Regions from separate parts of the Mus musculus genome. Here region 1 is linked to region 2. The links are chromatin loops, found by intact Hi-C in ENCODE. Cell type or tissue: left cerebral cortex. All regions are shown on one strand. Each heading gives the region's core, and the rest is flanking DNA. Links, peaks and the distances in the headings are about the cores only. Region 1 holds the start of Gm15408 (predicted gene 15408). Region 2 holds the start of 2310047D07Rik (a long non-coding RNA gene).

What was found. A loop is a pair of places that touch in the nucleus more often than their neighbours do. Peaks named below come from ENCODE experiments on the same cell type or tissue, not always from the same donor. Only the 100,000 strongest peaks of a DNase experiment are listed, where the experiment ranks them.
Region 1: a loop joins it to region 2, with 11 times the contacts of the local background. A loop is called at or near these places in 1 of 42 quality-filtered maps.

The regions. Positions count from the first base shown.
Region 1 is chr5:149,003,301-149,010,806 of GRCm38, forward strand. All of the region lies in intron 1 of Gm15411 (a long non-coding RNA gene), which reads right to left. Gm15408 (predicted gene 15408) reads left to right here and starts at 3,662. Exons shown (of 4, transcript NR_040429.1): 1 at 3,662-3,998; 2 at 4,586-4,715. In left cerebral cortex, for the core only: a CTCF peak has its summit at 3,619; DNase peaks (open chromatin) are centred at 2,986 and 3,601; H3K4me3 peaks cover 1,246 bases; H3K27ac peaks cover 1,457 bases.
Region 2 is chr5:149,226,269-149,233,774 of GRCm38, forward strand. 2310047D07Rik (a long non-coding RNA gene) reads left to right here and starts at 2,720. Exons shown (of 2, transcript XR_003956021.1): 1 at 2,720-3,043. It overlaps n-TNgtt14 (a tRNA gene), which reads right to left and starts at 2,806; the gene lies at 2,733-2,806. In left cerebral cortex, for the core only: CTCF peaks have their summits at 2,890 and 3,097; a DNase peak (open chromatin) is centred at 2,870; H3K4me3 peaks cover 1,097 bases; H3K27ac peaks cover 384 bases.

The DNA.
Region 1 (7,506 bases), core at 2,592-5,091, 220 kb before region 2:
ACCTAGCAGCTGCAGGGAGACACTCCAGACACTATGGTAACAAGAGCTGCAACCGTCTCTGACAACAGCCTGTTCTTGGCAGCATCAAAACATAGACCCCCACCCCCACCCCAGCCAGGCCCTTAGCGCCAGGAGCCTTCCTCCCTGCCCAGCACAGGCTGGCAACACCAGACTTCCCAGAGTCCAGGAAAGTGAACAGTTTACTCTAAGAAATGTATTTTACATCACAAACCCTGTGGCATTTACACATACAAAAATAATGATTTTTTTTTTTCTGAGTGTTTTAGACTTAATAGAAAACCCACACTAAGAGCCCAGGATAAGCCCAGTAAGGTGGCTACAAACCTGCAATCAGATCCCAGTTGCTGATAGGTAAAGTCAGGAAGATCAGCGGTTCAAGGCCAGCCTTGTCTACAGAGTAGGTTGGAGGCCATCTTGGGTTACACTTGACTTTATTAAAGAGAGAGAGAGAGAGAGAGAGAGAGAGAGAGAGAGAGAGAGAGAGAGCAAAAAGCCAGACATTCCAAGGCTAAAGCCGAAAGACAGGAAGTTCCTGGGTCACAGCAAGACCTTGACTCAAAAATTCCAAGGGAGAAACGTTGTAATTATGTTATAATCTCAAAATGGCAACTATAGTATACTGAATTTCCATCTATCCCTCACCCAGCTAAATCCTAACATAGTTTATGTTATAATCAGGAAATTAGGACCTGTACAATGCTACAGATCAAACTTCAGATGCCAGTTTCCCAATGTTGTTCCTCTTTAGTTCCCGGGTCCTAAAGATCCAAGTGTTCCTCACTCCTTCCTTCCTTCTCATAATCATGATCCTTTTGAAAGGCCTTGAGTTGGGAGGTGGAGGCACATGACTTCAACCCCAGCACTCGGGAGGCAGAGGTAGGTGGATCTCTGTGAGTTTGAGGCCAGCCTGGTCCACAGAGAGAGTTCCGGGACAGCCAGGGCTACACAGAGAAACCCTGTCTCGAAATAAACAAACCAGAAAGAAAGAGAAAAACATGGATCAGATACTTTATCAAATGTCTCTCCTATGATGACCGATATTGTCAACAGAACAAGATCTACAATCACCCAGGAGACAAGCCTCGGTGTGCCCGGGAGGGAATTTCTAGGTTGAAACTTGAAGTGGGAAGACCTGTCATAGCATCACCATTCCACAGGCTGGAGTCCTAGACTGAGTAAAACCAAGAAAGACTGAAGAGCAAGGTAGTACACACCTCTAATCCCAGCACTCAGGAGGCAGAGGCAGGCCAATCTCTGAGTCTACAGACTCAGCCTGGTCTACAGAGTGAGTTCCAACACAGCCAGGGCTACACAGAGGAACCCTATCTCAAACAACAACAACACGTCTTGGGAAAATTGTCTTTGTCTTGTGAGATATTCTCTGACATTTTCTGTTCTCCAAAGATGATTTTTTTGTTGTGTGTGCATGCGTGTGAAGGTGACCATGGAACCCAGAAAAGGTTGTCAGATCCCCTGGCTCTCACTTGGACTCTGGGAACAGAACTCAGCACTCAAGAGCAGCACGACGTGCCTGCCCTTAACCACTGAGCCATCTCTCCAGGACCCTTTCTATTGTCTCTTAAGAGCCTGCTTTCTGCCAGGCGTGGTGGCACACGCCTTTAATCCCAGCACTCGGGAGGCAGAGGCAGGCGGATTTCTGAGTTCGAGGCCAGCCTGATCTACAAAGTGAGTTCCAGGACAGCCAGGGCTACACAGAGAAACCCTCTCTCGAAAAAGAACCAAACCAAAACAAAACAAAACAAAAACCCCAAACAAACAAACAAACAACAGAGCCTGCTTTCTCAGCCAGGTTTGGGTGGCAGCTGGTTTGAAGCACAGTTCAGGACGGCTCTCCCCTACTCCTCTTACTGGAATGTCTTGCCGCTCTGCCTCAGTGATGCTACACAGGGTTTTCTTTCTTCCTCTCCGCCCAGGTTGCCTGACTTCCCCAGCTGTCTCTCCTCCTCTCGGCACACAGACGTCCCCAGTGAACTGGAACCCAGACACTGCTCTCGTTTTTCCTCTTCCCTCCACGGAGTAGGGGGAGGGGGAGGTGGGGGGAGGGGACGTCCTCTCCACACCTTCTTGCTTTGACTTCTAGTGGCTTCACTCGATCCCTCCATCTGTGGATGTCCTACCTGTAGTCACATTAAACTCACTCACAGCACCTAAAATAAAGCTAATTAAGCTCGTTAAGTTAATTGTGGTTTTTGTACTTTGGCACTCAGTGTGGCACAGATAGCGTATACTTAGCACACTCTTACACAAGCTGGTTCCCCTTCTCTACACCCAGGTGCGGTGACGGTACACTCTCCTGCTTCAGCCCAGCTTTTCCCTGGAGTCTGCCCACTAGTCCCCCTGCTTCCTTCTCTAATTCACAGGCTAGCAAACTTATCTCTTTGGGGTTTCAGATGTTTGAGACAGGGTCTAACAATGGAGCCCAGGCTGGCCTTGAACTTTCGATCCTCCTGCCTCAGCTTCCTGAATGCTGGGATTATAGGAATACCCCCCAGCCCTGCTGGTTGCCTCTCCAGCTGTCCGGTACCACTAAGCTACACCCAGCCCCTTGTCACGTTTGACAGAACATCAGAACCACCTGCAGGAACTCCCTGGGTTTCACACTTAGCCTTTAGAAGGGCGGGACCTACTGAGCAGACGCAAGCTCAGTGCAGAGTCAATGGTCTTCCCATCAGTGCCTTGATATCCCCACTTCTAACAAGTTCCCAGCAGCTGGGAGAAGAACAACAGCCCACATACTAACTTCTGGCTCTCCACTTACTTTCTGACCTGCAGAGAATAGCCCAGGCTATCCTACCCATCCACCTAGACAGTAGGTGGCACCTTAACGTCCCTGCTAGAAGAACCTGCTCATTTGCCAGCCTTGCAAGAACGCAAATCTCTTCCTTCCTTAAAGGGACAAGCCCCAAACCAGCAGCTCTAGATAGATGGCCGGTGTCTCCCAGCCTTAAGGGAGCTGCTCTTCCAGCCCTGGGTGACAATGAAAGTGGGTAATTATAAAGCTGAGGCTAGACCCGCATTCGCCCAGGCAAGTAGTAAATTATATGTGATGTGTTTGTGCTGAATTGTAGTAGCCTCTGTGAACGGCACTGCTACCACACACTAGCTTTTCAGCGAACAATCCTGCTGACTGGGAACCTTTTAAAAAAAACGACCAGCGATGGCGGAGGAACAAGCTTGTGTTCTCTGCTATTACAAGTCAAAACAGAAAGCACAGGGAAGGATCTAATGAGCCAGGAAAGGGGACTCCACTCATTTAGTAGAGCTAAAATTAATGAATTCACTGAGCGGTATATAGAGACGGCACACCAGACCCTTTTAACAGTAGGCATGGGGGGAGGGGTGCAGGCTGACTAAAGATGTTACCCAGGGCCAAAGCCAGAAGACCTGGGGGCTCCCCTAGACATGCCTGGTGGAGAAGTTTTGGAAGATCTTTCAAAGAAGGAGACCGTGCTGTGCCCATTGCAGCCGAATCAAGAACTGGCTTGCACAGGCAAACCACGTGCAGGCGCCCTGGCCCAGGGCCAGTTTCTGTCTGGCTTGCAGGAAGCCGGCTCGGGTGAGCCGCACTTCGGCCATCCGCCGGCAGGTGTCGCTTTCCTGGCCTCTGAATCCACTGTGAGTTCAGCAAATGGAGGCGCTTGGAAAAGGCTGGGACGCAGGCAGAGGAACGGATTTCCTGGCCTACGAACACCCTGGCTCTTGTTTCGCGGGTGGGGTGGGGGTGGGGTGCTTTTTTTTCTTAAAGCAAATACGTACAGGTCATTTACTGGGTGTCAGGCCCTGCAGGAGTGATTGAGTGGGTGAGCAGGAACTCCAGGTCCTGTCCGGGTCACTCTGACCTCAATAGCAGTGAGGGATTTTTTAAGGCAGCAACAGGATTTCTGGTGTCCAGTGCTTGAAAACTCAAGGGAAGAAAGCCCCCAGCTCTCAAACCAAGCAAGGATCTTTGTCTCTAGGTAAGAGGGGCTTTGCATTTCTTTAAACCCTCTTCCTTCCTTAACAGTGAGTTTTAAAATCCTTGCTGAGGACTGAGTTAGCCACCCCGTGTGCTGGGGATACAGTAGACACAATGAGTCTTTAAGACCTTGGCTCCCAAAGCAGACGAACCCGTAAGCAAGCAAGTATATGCTAACCTAATGTTGGTCTGGTAGGATTAACCCCACCCATCGCAGTGCATACGAGGGAAGCAGGTGTCTAGGGTGAGACTGGAACTCACCCTAAGTACTTAAGTGATACCCAGGGACAGAAGTGATAGAGACATTCCAACCCCTGAGCACTGAGCCTATTTCCACACAAACCCATCCCTGGACTGCTCCTAGGAACCACTGTCTACTATATAGTTAAATTCCCTTCTGTGAAACTGTATCCTAGATTCTGGCTGAAGTTAGGAACTAGGGTCCTATGTAGCCCAGGTTTTAGTTATCTGTTGCTTGGTTTCGGACTGGTGTGTGTGGTTTGGGGGTTGGTTTTTTTTTTCTTTGTATTTTTAAAATGTTTTAAAAATTCAGAATTCCAGGAAAGACTTTTTTTTTTTCCTCACTAGGCTAACAGAACATGTGGTTCCAACATCTGGGGTTTGTAGCCTGCAAAAATCTAATCATGAAGACAGAGAGATTGTCACAAATTCCCATAACGCACTTTGGGTATCTCGGCTCTTGGCCTGTTTGGAGCAGGTAGGGATGAGAGCTAAAAGCTGCCTAGCTCCTCTCAAGGTTGGTGTTTGGCCCCTTTTGTCTAGATGGGGAAAAAGAGTTCTTCATAAGCACTCTTATCTCTACCTGTTTTATCTGATAAACAAAACAATACAGGCCAGCAAGACAGCTCTGGCTCCACAGGTAAAGGTGTTTCCTGCCAAACCTAATGACGCGAACCCACAGGGTAAAAAGAGAGAACTTAATCCTACAAGCTGTGTCCTCTGAGCTACACACACACACATACACACAAGCTACACACACACACATACACACAAGCTACACATACACATACAATAAACAAATAAATAAATGTTTTAAAAGCATACAAAGCCCTGTATTGGATGTTCTCTGAACTGTGTTTTTGTTAGTACCCTTTCCAAAAAGAAAAGAGTTCTGTCTCATTGAAAAAACTCTATCCTACTACACATCTGTAACCCCACCCCTGCCAGAGGCTGGGGCAGGAGGATTGCAAAGCCATGTTGTCCCTGCTTGGATCCGGAAGCTTCTAGAAACCAGGTAGCTGCCTTGGGGTGGCAAGGTCCTCGCTGTTCTTGCCCCATCATTGCCCCCCTAAACAAATGCATTGGGATGGTTTAATAGTAATCTATTAAACCCTATCATATTAAACTTGTTAAATTGTTCCTGTCTCTTAAAGGAATTTAGAGCTGGGTATGATGGCATATTCCTGAAATCCGGGCGGGAAGGTCACCAGTTCCAAATCAGCCTGGCGACCATACACAGTAAGACCCTCCCGGACCTCAGGCTGCGCAACTTTTAAATAGATGATATAATATTCTCTTTATATCAGCCACTGACTTTTAGCATGTGTGGTAGTTTGAATGAGAAATGTCCCCCACAGGCTACTGTGTTTGAGCACTGGGACCCCGATAGGTGGCTCTGTCTGAGGCTGTGGCACTTTTTCTGGAGGACGTTTGTCACTGAGGGTAGAGGGGCTTTCAGCGTTTATAGACTTGCTTCAATTCGTGTTTGCTCTGTTTGTTCCACATTTGCTATGGAACATATGATCTCTCAGTCTCCTGCTGATTCTACAGTTTGAGAGTACCTGGCTGACATGTGTGTGTGTGTGTGTGTGTGTGTGTGTGTGTGTGTGTGTTTGTGTGTTGATCAATCCCCCCTCCAGGCTTCCCTCACCATTATGGCCTCTCCTCCTAGAACCATAAGCCAAATAAGCTTTCTTCAGTAAGTTGCTTTGGTAGTGCTCTTGACCCCTGAACCATCTCTACAGTCCTGAAATACTTTTGTAATGGTGAATCGATTTGGGGCTATTCTTAGACATTAGCGTTGCCTGTTGGCAATCAAGATCGCAAGCTGTGTGAGGACAGGAGCCATGTTTGTCTCCACCTCCACTCTGCCCAGAGCCAACCACAGTATACATATACTCTGTAGAGCAGGAGTTTCTGCTTGAGAAATGGAATATGTGTGTGTGTGTGTGTGTGTGTGTGTGTGTGTGTGTGTGTGTGTGCAGGAAGGCAGCTTCATCTATGATTCATAAGCCAAGTGCAGAAGAGCAAACACCGTCTCAACAGTGGCTTCTGGGAAGGGAATTTGTGGGGAGGGGTTGAACCACCATCTATAAAATCAGCTTTCCATTACTGTAACAAACACTTGAGATAAACAGAGTTACTAGTAAAAGACTACTTCCGCTCACAGTGTACCTGAGCCATTGCTGGTTGGCCTGTGACACTTAGCCTGGGGTAAGGCAAAAACATGCAGGTGACAAGGAGGATGCAGGCAGGTGGCAGGGAGGATGCAGGCAGGTGGCAGGGAGGATGCAGGCAGGTGGCAGGGAGGATGCAGGCAGGGCTGCTCACATCATAGCTGCCTGGAAGCAGAAAGGATCTGGAATCCCAGTATCCCCTTCCAGGGCACGCCCTCAACCCTTATTTCTGCCCACTCGGCCCTCCCTCTTAAGAGCTATCCCATCACCCTGTAATGACCCCAGGTTGGCATTTAACCAAGGCCTGAGAGATCTTCAAGATCCAAATTACAGCAGCAACCGAGGTATTTAAATCTGAAAATAGTCTTGATTGGCAGTTTTTGAACATTTTGATCTCAATACCTCAGGACTAGAAACTTTGAGATCCCCCAAGAGAGTTTGTTAATAACAAACTGTTAATTCTTACCACAGAAAGTAAAACAAAAGTCAAATATGCATACCGATTTATTTAGAATAGCAAATGAATGCTACATCAACATAATGAACTGATTTGTTGTTGTTGTTGTTGTTGTTGTTGTTGTTTGTGTGTTTATTTAGAGACAGGGTCTCACTCTGTAGTCCTGAGTGGCCTAGTGGTCACTCTGTAGACCTCAGGCAGGGCTCCTAGCTGTCTGGAAGCTTCCTGACTATGTCAAAGCCACGGGGCTTCAAGAGGAAGGATATATTTCACGTTTTCCTCCATGCTTATACCAGCCCAAGGTAACCACTTCCAAACGAAAGTTCTGGGGGTTAGTTTTCCTTTTGCTGTTTTCTGCCCTCTTAAGAAGAGGTCCTGCTATGTAGTCCTGGCTGGCTTTGAACTCAGGAGCCTCCTGCTTCAGTCAGCCAAGTGCTGGGATTAGGTGTGACCACCACACTTGGGCCACCTGTAAGGTTACGATAGTTTGAATGGGAAATGTCCCACGTAGGCTTAGACATTTGAGTACTTGGTTCTGAGTTTGGGTGCTGATTGCGGTGGTGTGGCCTTGACGGAGGAAGTACGTCACTGGAGGAAGAGCTTTGGGAGTCCGTAGCTTCACCCCGCTTCCGGTT
Region 2 (7,506 bases), core at 1,782-4,281:
CCTGTGGGTCTCATGCTGATTGCCAATCTCCATCATCCAACCCTGAGCAAAGCAGGATTGCTTCTGTACTGATCTTGTGACAGCCCCGTGTCCCACGGACAACGTGTCTGCTCTCGGTGACTTTGTTTCCCAGGGCTGGCGACAAGCAGTTTGCTGGTTTCAGGGTGGTACGGAAGTTCATAGAAGGAGACTGCTCAGCTGTTACTCTGACAAATGGGGTCAAGGGAGCAAGGACATATTAGGGAAAGGCCCCTGGAAGTGGCCTATAGTCAGCGGGGAATTTTCACAGAGGGACACAGGACAAGGTTGCGTGTGCTCAGTTCAGGTGTTGGAACGAAGTCTTCAGGCCTAAAAATGATCATTGGCACAGCATCCAGGTCCCACTCTGTGGAGCTTGTACCCTCTGGTCACTATGTTCAGTTTCAAGACGGAAGCCCTCCTAATTCTAACAATAGCAGATGTGCTAGGTAAGATTTACAGTGTAAGCTGAGTGTGTGGTGGCACACACCTTTAACCCCAGCACTCCGAAGGCAGAGGCAAGCAGATCTCTGTGAGTTCGAGGCCAGGCTGGTCTACAAATTCCAGGACAGCCAGGGCTCTGTTACACAGAGAAACCCTGTCTCAAAACAAACGAACAAACAAACCCAACTCCCTACAGTGTAGACATGATCATGTGGCCCACCACTCTTTCTTTGCTTCTCCTGTGAGGTATGTACCAATAAGCAGTGTGGAATCTTCATGCCTTGCATTATGGAGACTTCAGAGAGGCATGCGCCTAACAACATTCTAGGGAATTCTCTCTTACTCTGCCTAGTGTCCCAGCCTCCTTTGGGCTTTTTAAGTCAGCAGGTATTTAGTAGAAGCATTCAAGTTCCAGGGTAGCCTGTCGAGTTCCCAGACTCCAGGGCTACACAGAGAAAGCCTGTGTCAGAAAAACAAAAACAAACAAACAAAAACACCAGCAGATTTGGTGCCCTGTGAGGTCTCATCTGCTTCTGATGCTACTGTACCCCATGGTAGAAAGGACAAACCAGTTCCCTTGGCCTCTTGTGCGGGCCATACCCCCTCATGAGGGCCCAGTACTATCAACGGGGAGGAATTCAACACAGGAACTCGGGGGAACACAAACACCCTACCCATAGCAGTCTTGAACTTCATCCTCTAATCCTGAATTGTTTGTAATTTACTTGCTCACATTTACTTAAATTTGCTTAAATTTAACCCAGTGAGATGGCTCAGTAGGTGAAGGTGCTCCCTGCAGAGCCTACAGACCTGAGTTCAGTGTCTGGGACCCCTAAGGGTGCAGAAGAGAACCAGTTTCCAAAAGTTTTCTCTGACCTCCACATGCATGTGGTTGCATGTACATACATATGTGTCAATAAAAATGCAATAAAATTAGACATTATATTTAAAAACTAAAACTGCATTTGACTAAATTCACTGACATCCAGTCTTTCTTGGTCACGGCAGCGCACACCTATAATCCCAGCACTCAGAAGGCTGAGGCAGCCGGGCCATGAGTTCTAGGCCAGTAAGGCCCTGTTCCTGCTGTTTCTGTTTAGTGCTAGGATAGAGCTCGGGGCTAGATGCACGCACAGTACCGTCTCCACCCCATGTTAATCAAGGGCCTGGCGTTACTCTGACACTCATCCCTCAGTTGTCCTAGTCACATTTCAAGTACTCAGAAGCCAGATGTGGCTAGCAGTGAGAGCTCTTGCAGTGTAGCTCGGGAGTGTTTACGTCAACATAGGACAGTGGGTCTCACTCTTCCTAATGCTGTGACCCTTTAATACAGTTCTTCATGGGGACCACCAACCATGAAATTATTTCATTCATAGTTGTCATTTTGCTCCTGTTATGAATCATTATTAATATCTTTAATGCAGAATTCCTAATATACGATCCTAGTGGGGTCGTGACCCACAGGTTGTGAACCACTCTGTAGACTCCCGTTCTCTGTATTCTATAGGAGTGGGTGTAGATCCCAGACACAAAACCCTCACGTCACAACTTCCTGTCTTTATGGAAAGTCTTTTGTGAAAAAAACATAAAACGTCCTCTGTGACAAGAATTCTCTATGTACCCCTGGCTGTCCTGGAATTCACCATGATTTATTTGCCTTACTGCCTTCTGGGTTCTGGGATTAAAGGCATCACCGCCACTCCTGGCTCTCTTTTAAAACTTTTAAACACGAACTTATACAATTTCTGATAAAGTTAAATGTGATGGGGGAAATTGACAGCAGTCTAAGATTAAATATAATGTAGTTAGATTCAAACCCATTGCCCAAGTCTGGGAGCCACTTAGCTAAAGTCAGCGTGGCCTGCTGTCCCCAAACTCTCTGCCCACAATGTTATCTGTTGCTCATCCATTTGGAAGTAGACTGTATTAGTAGGGTCCGCGGGTCGTTTTTTGTTTTTTTTTTTTTTGTTGTTGTTGCTGTTGTTTTTATTTTTTATTTTTTGTTATTATTATTTTTTTTTTCTGAGCCACACAAATGGTGCTGTTTCTGGGTGGTCCCGGTTGCCGGTTTCCAGTGCAAAAAACACCTAGCTGTTCCTGAGCAGAATTGGACCAAACTCAAAAAGCAGACTTACATGTACCCTCTTGAAAATTAGTGGAAGCAGCAGGCCCGCTTGTAGCTTGAGCCCTAGAAAGCTATCAAACAGATTGGGCGTCCCAGGATGGCAGAAAACATTTCTAAAAATGTTTTTTGCTAAAAGGAACGCTGCCGTCCCTGGGTGGGCTCGAACCACCAACCTTTCGGTTAACAGCCGAACGCGCTAACCGATTGCGCCACAGAGACACAGCTGCCTGAGCGGCCGTGCGCTTTGTACACATTGCCGCGGCCAGCATGGGCGTCGCCGCCTCGGACTCCCGGGAGGCGCCAGGCCCTGCTGAGCCCTGCGGGCTGAGACTGCGCGAGGGCGGGGAGGGGCGGAGCCGCCGAGCCCAGCAAATCCTCCGCAGAGCAGGGCGGCGCCGGGTGAGGCTCCGGGAATCTGCGTGGGCTCCGAGCCAGGGCGCCCTGCCCTTGTTCAAGGTTGTTACCGCCCCTCCCCTTTGAGTGTTCTCGTCGCCTCCCGCTTATCGAGGTTGATAAACTGTGGATCTCTGTGTGGGCCATGGGAATTTTATACTTTATACGTTTAAAAACCTACCGCGCCGCCCCTCCCCCGTCACCTCCTGGGAATAAATTCACACCCCTTTAGCGGACTGGAGCCTCCTTCGAGCACTCATGGCTTAGGGGGACTGCAGAATCGGATTTATGGCGATTAAAACGCTCTTTTAAAATAGCCAGTGACGTCTAGGCCTTCCCCTGACTTCTGAATTTAACTCACTGACTTGGGGTTGCCTTGGGAGGGTTGGGGTAGGTAGCATTGTGCCCACTCAGAGGAGGGGGAGGGGGAGGGAGAGAGGGGGAGGGGGAGGGAGAGAGAGGGAGGGGCAGAAGGGAAGGGAAGGAGGAAGAGAGAAGGGAGGGGGAGAAAGGATAATTCTTTGATAAACCTGCCAGAGCCCCTGTCAGACCTCTCCTTCCCCCATCACCCCAAAGACCGGGAGGGGAGGAGGGGGCAACTTCACAGACCTCAGGTCCCGCTCTTCAAGCTTCCATACCCTTCCTCCTTTTAAAAAAAATTAATTATTTCATATATTTACATCCCAAATACTGTCCCCGTTCCCGCCCTCCCCCCTTTCTCTTGCTCCTCCTCTCTTTGGCTCTTCCTACTTAGCTATTGCTACTCTCTTGGTATAAATTGAGCCATATTTCAAAGACTTATTTTAATCATGTATCTGGGTGTTGGCGTGTATCCTGAGTTCAGCGCCCTCGGGGTCAAACGGGGCGTCGCATTCTCCTGGAGCCTGCGTTGGAGGCGATTGTGAGGCTCTCAAGGCGGGTGCTGGGAACTGAGCGCGGGTCCTGTGCAAGAGAGGAGCTCTCAACCACCTATCCATCGCTCCAGCTCCATTTTAACCCCTTTAAAGCTTACGGTTCAAACGGAATTAAGTGCACTTATATGTTACCAATACTCCCATCTATTAAACAACTCCCACCTCCCCTTTCTTTTTCTAATAAGCCTCATTCTCTCTTCTATCTTTACTAATTTAATTATTCTTAAGTAACTCCCCTAGGTGGAATTACCCAGTCTTTGCCCATTTGTGACTGGCTGGTCTCAGTGATGTCCTGATGACGTATCCGTATCCGTACAGTAGCGCTAACCCTGATTTCCGGCTCTTCTATGCTGAGTACTAGTTAGCTACATATCTGTGCTACACTTTGTTGGTCCTTCAGCTCTCCGTGGCTGACTTCTAGGAAGAAGGCTGTACTGACATCTATTTGAGTCTCTTAATTTTGTTGAATCCAGAAGTTGAAGATCTGTGTCTGCCTGATTGTATATTCTCACAAGTTTCCAGTATCTTCACGTTTTTAAAACTGACAACCATCCTAATGGAAGTGTTTTACATTACCCTTCTACTAGTAACGCCTCTTTTCCGGACCCTTCTTTTGAATTGTAGAATTCTCTTATTTTTCTTCTATGTGCTCTACTAGAATCATAACTAAAATAACCCAATTATTTTAACCTACATTCTGCCATGTGGCTGGTTACCTATGCTCAGGTACCATGTGTCTATCTCATCACATCTTCCCAGGCAACTCTTTAGTGTGCCTCCCGGATGTAACACCTCCTAAATTTCCTGCCTGTGGGAAGCCGCATGTGCCGTTGCAGAGTGGCACTGACTACTGCTGGCCACCACGCATAAGTTTGGACCAACAACCAATGTGAACATATGCAGTAAAGTTTTTTGCAAAGACACTGCCTGGCCGGGGCATGATAATAAGGCTTTGAGAGTATAACCAATCAGATGTGAGACATGCAAATGAGGTATGATAATGAGGCTCTGTGAGGTACAGAGAGAGAGAGAGTAGCCAATCAGATGAGGAACATGCAAATGAGGCTTAGTGCATAACCAATCCGGGTGTGAGACACGCCTCTCCTAGGCCTATATAAGCAGCACCAGTTCTGGGCTCGGGGTCTCTTCGCCTCTGCAATCAAGCTCTCCCAATAAACGTGTGCAGAAGGATCCTGTTGCAGCGTTACTGCTGGCCAGTCTGGAGCGCGCAAGACCTGCCATAGGTTACTGGCTTTTTAATTGACAGGTGATGCATCCATACAATACATGAGCTAGTCTCTCCACAGATGCTTCTGTCTGTCAGGTAATTAGTCACGGTAATAAGAAAAGTAACCAATGCAGGTAGGGCAAGGATCCTCATGTGCAGAGGGAGGTGAGGCAGGACAATGATGGTGAGCTGCACGCACACTGTGAAGGGAGGCTGGGTGAGCCAAGGGAGAAGAAGCAGCAGAGTGGGTGTGGAGAGGGGAACTGGCTGGCAAGACACCTGGATGCCAAGTGCAACACCCACATCCCAGAAACTGTCTTATTGTGTGTCCATGGGTGGTGCTCCAGAAAGACAGCCATATCCAACAAAAGGACCGTCGACCATGATTATAGGAATAAGAACCAAGACTCCAGTAGGGGTTTTAATTGGGAGCGAAGAGGGCTGATGCAAAGCACACAGCATTGGATGTGGGAGATTCCAACTCGGGCTAGCAGCAGCAGAGAGAGTGCGAGCAGGTGGATGGAGTGGTCTGAGATCTGTTGTCTCGGGGGCAATGTACACCACATCTCCCTGGCAGTGTAAGGAGCAGGATGTTTTCATGTAAGATACAGATCAGTGGTCGGTTTGCCGTTGGTCTCATCCTGTACCTGGTAGGTAATGAGATAAAGGCACAAAGGACAGACATATCTTACAGAATTTTAACGGGAAGACAGAAGCTCTCGGTGGATGGCGGGTGTTGTGGACTAAGGACAGGACAGCCTCTCTGTCTCGCTCTCACAAAGGTCTCTCTCTCTCTGTAGTGACTGCAGCTTCCCCCCACCATGCTGTGTAAGCAGACGGCTTCTCCTAGAGTCACTCTGGCATGGCATTTTATCATTTTTATTGATTTTTCTTAATTTAAGACATACAAAAGTGTATCTTCCATTTGAAAAAAAAAAAGAAAGGCAATTGTGTTTCTTTTAATTGCTTTGGGGCCGTGCTTTCTTTCTGCTGATTTACTCTCTTAATAAACAGGCAGTCCTACGGTGAGACCGTTTTACTTGTATAATCAACTGACATCATTTTTTTTTAAATGAAACTAACCCACTGCGGGCTGGAGAGATGGCTGGAGTTCAGACTGCTGGTGATTTCAAAATGAGGCCTTGAGAAGCAGAAGATTGAGGGAGACGGTGGCTGGGGCCAGGGTATCGGACCACTGTGTACCCCTGGGTCACTGAGGCACAGTTGTCTGCTTTTTTTTTAATATTTATTTACTTTTATTTTATGTTTATGGATATTTTGCCTGCATTTGTGTCTGTGCACCGTGTGAATAGTTGGTCCCCATGGAGGCTATCAGGCCATTAGGAGTCACCGTGCTGGGAATCGAACTCAGGTCCTCTCTGCAAGAACAACTAGTGCTCTTGACTGTGGAGCTAGCTCTTCTGAGCATAGCTCTAAGAGGTCAGTGTTAGCTGAGGAGATGGTTGCAGCTCAGTGCAGAGGATGCAGCTCAACGGCAGAGCAGCAAAGCTCAGAGCTTTGACTCCTGGCAGCAGGGACAAGCAATAAGAGAGGCCCATTTCTCAGGCACTGGTTCTACAGAAGCCTGGAGAACAAGCTTCCCTGAAGACTCCTCAATTCTCTCCTCCACCAAAACGCAGCTTGTAGACACACTTACAGGAGCCTGCAGAGGTGAGGTTGGAAGAGGACATCGGATCCCCCCCGAACTGAAGTTCCAGATGTGAGCTGCCACATGGGTGCTGGACGGGGTCGTCTGCAAGAGTAGTCAGTGTTCTTAACCACGGAGACATCTGTCCAGCCCCCAGTAGTTTGATTTCCTTTTTAAACTGCAGGATTAGAGTATTTACGATCTTGTTCCTTGTTCATCAGTCTCCCTCGGGGCTACCTTGCAGTGTAGATGGCTGCTATAATCTGTAGGCAAACACTTTGGAGGAGGCAATGTTAGCAGGGCAAGAAAGGCTCAGTAAGGAGAAACTTCTGGCTGAGAGACCAGAATCTCTGGCCTAGGTGGAGATCTCACAATTCAGAGGAACGGGTCAGTGACCTGGCAGAGGGACCACCCCCAGGAAGGCAGGTTCACCTTAAGCCATGCTAAAGAGATGGGTGGGATAGTTGTTCCTTTAATGAAATACTGTCCTTTTCCTTCCCAGAATCCCCAACACACACACACACACACACACACACACACACACACACACACACACACACACAGAGTGCAGTCCTTATGAATCGAGCCACCGGGAGGTTCAGCTTGGTCTGTTCATCTTGAGTCAGAAAGGTGTACATTTTTCTTTTTTCCATTTTCTGTCTTTTTCAGATGATTGCCAGGATCTAAGTATGCTTTTTCTGGTACCCTGGGCTTCGTTGCTCTTTCTCTAAAGCCC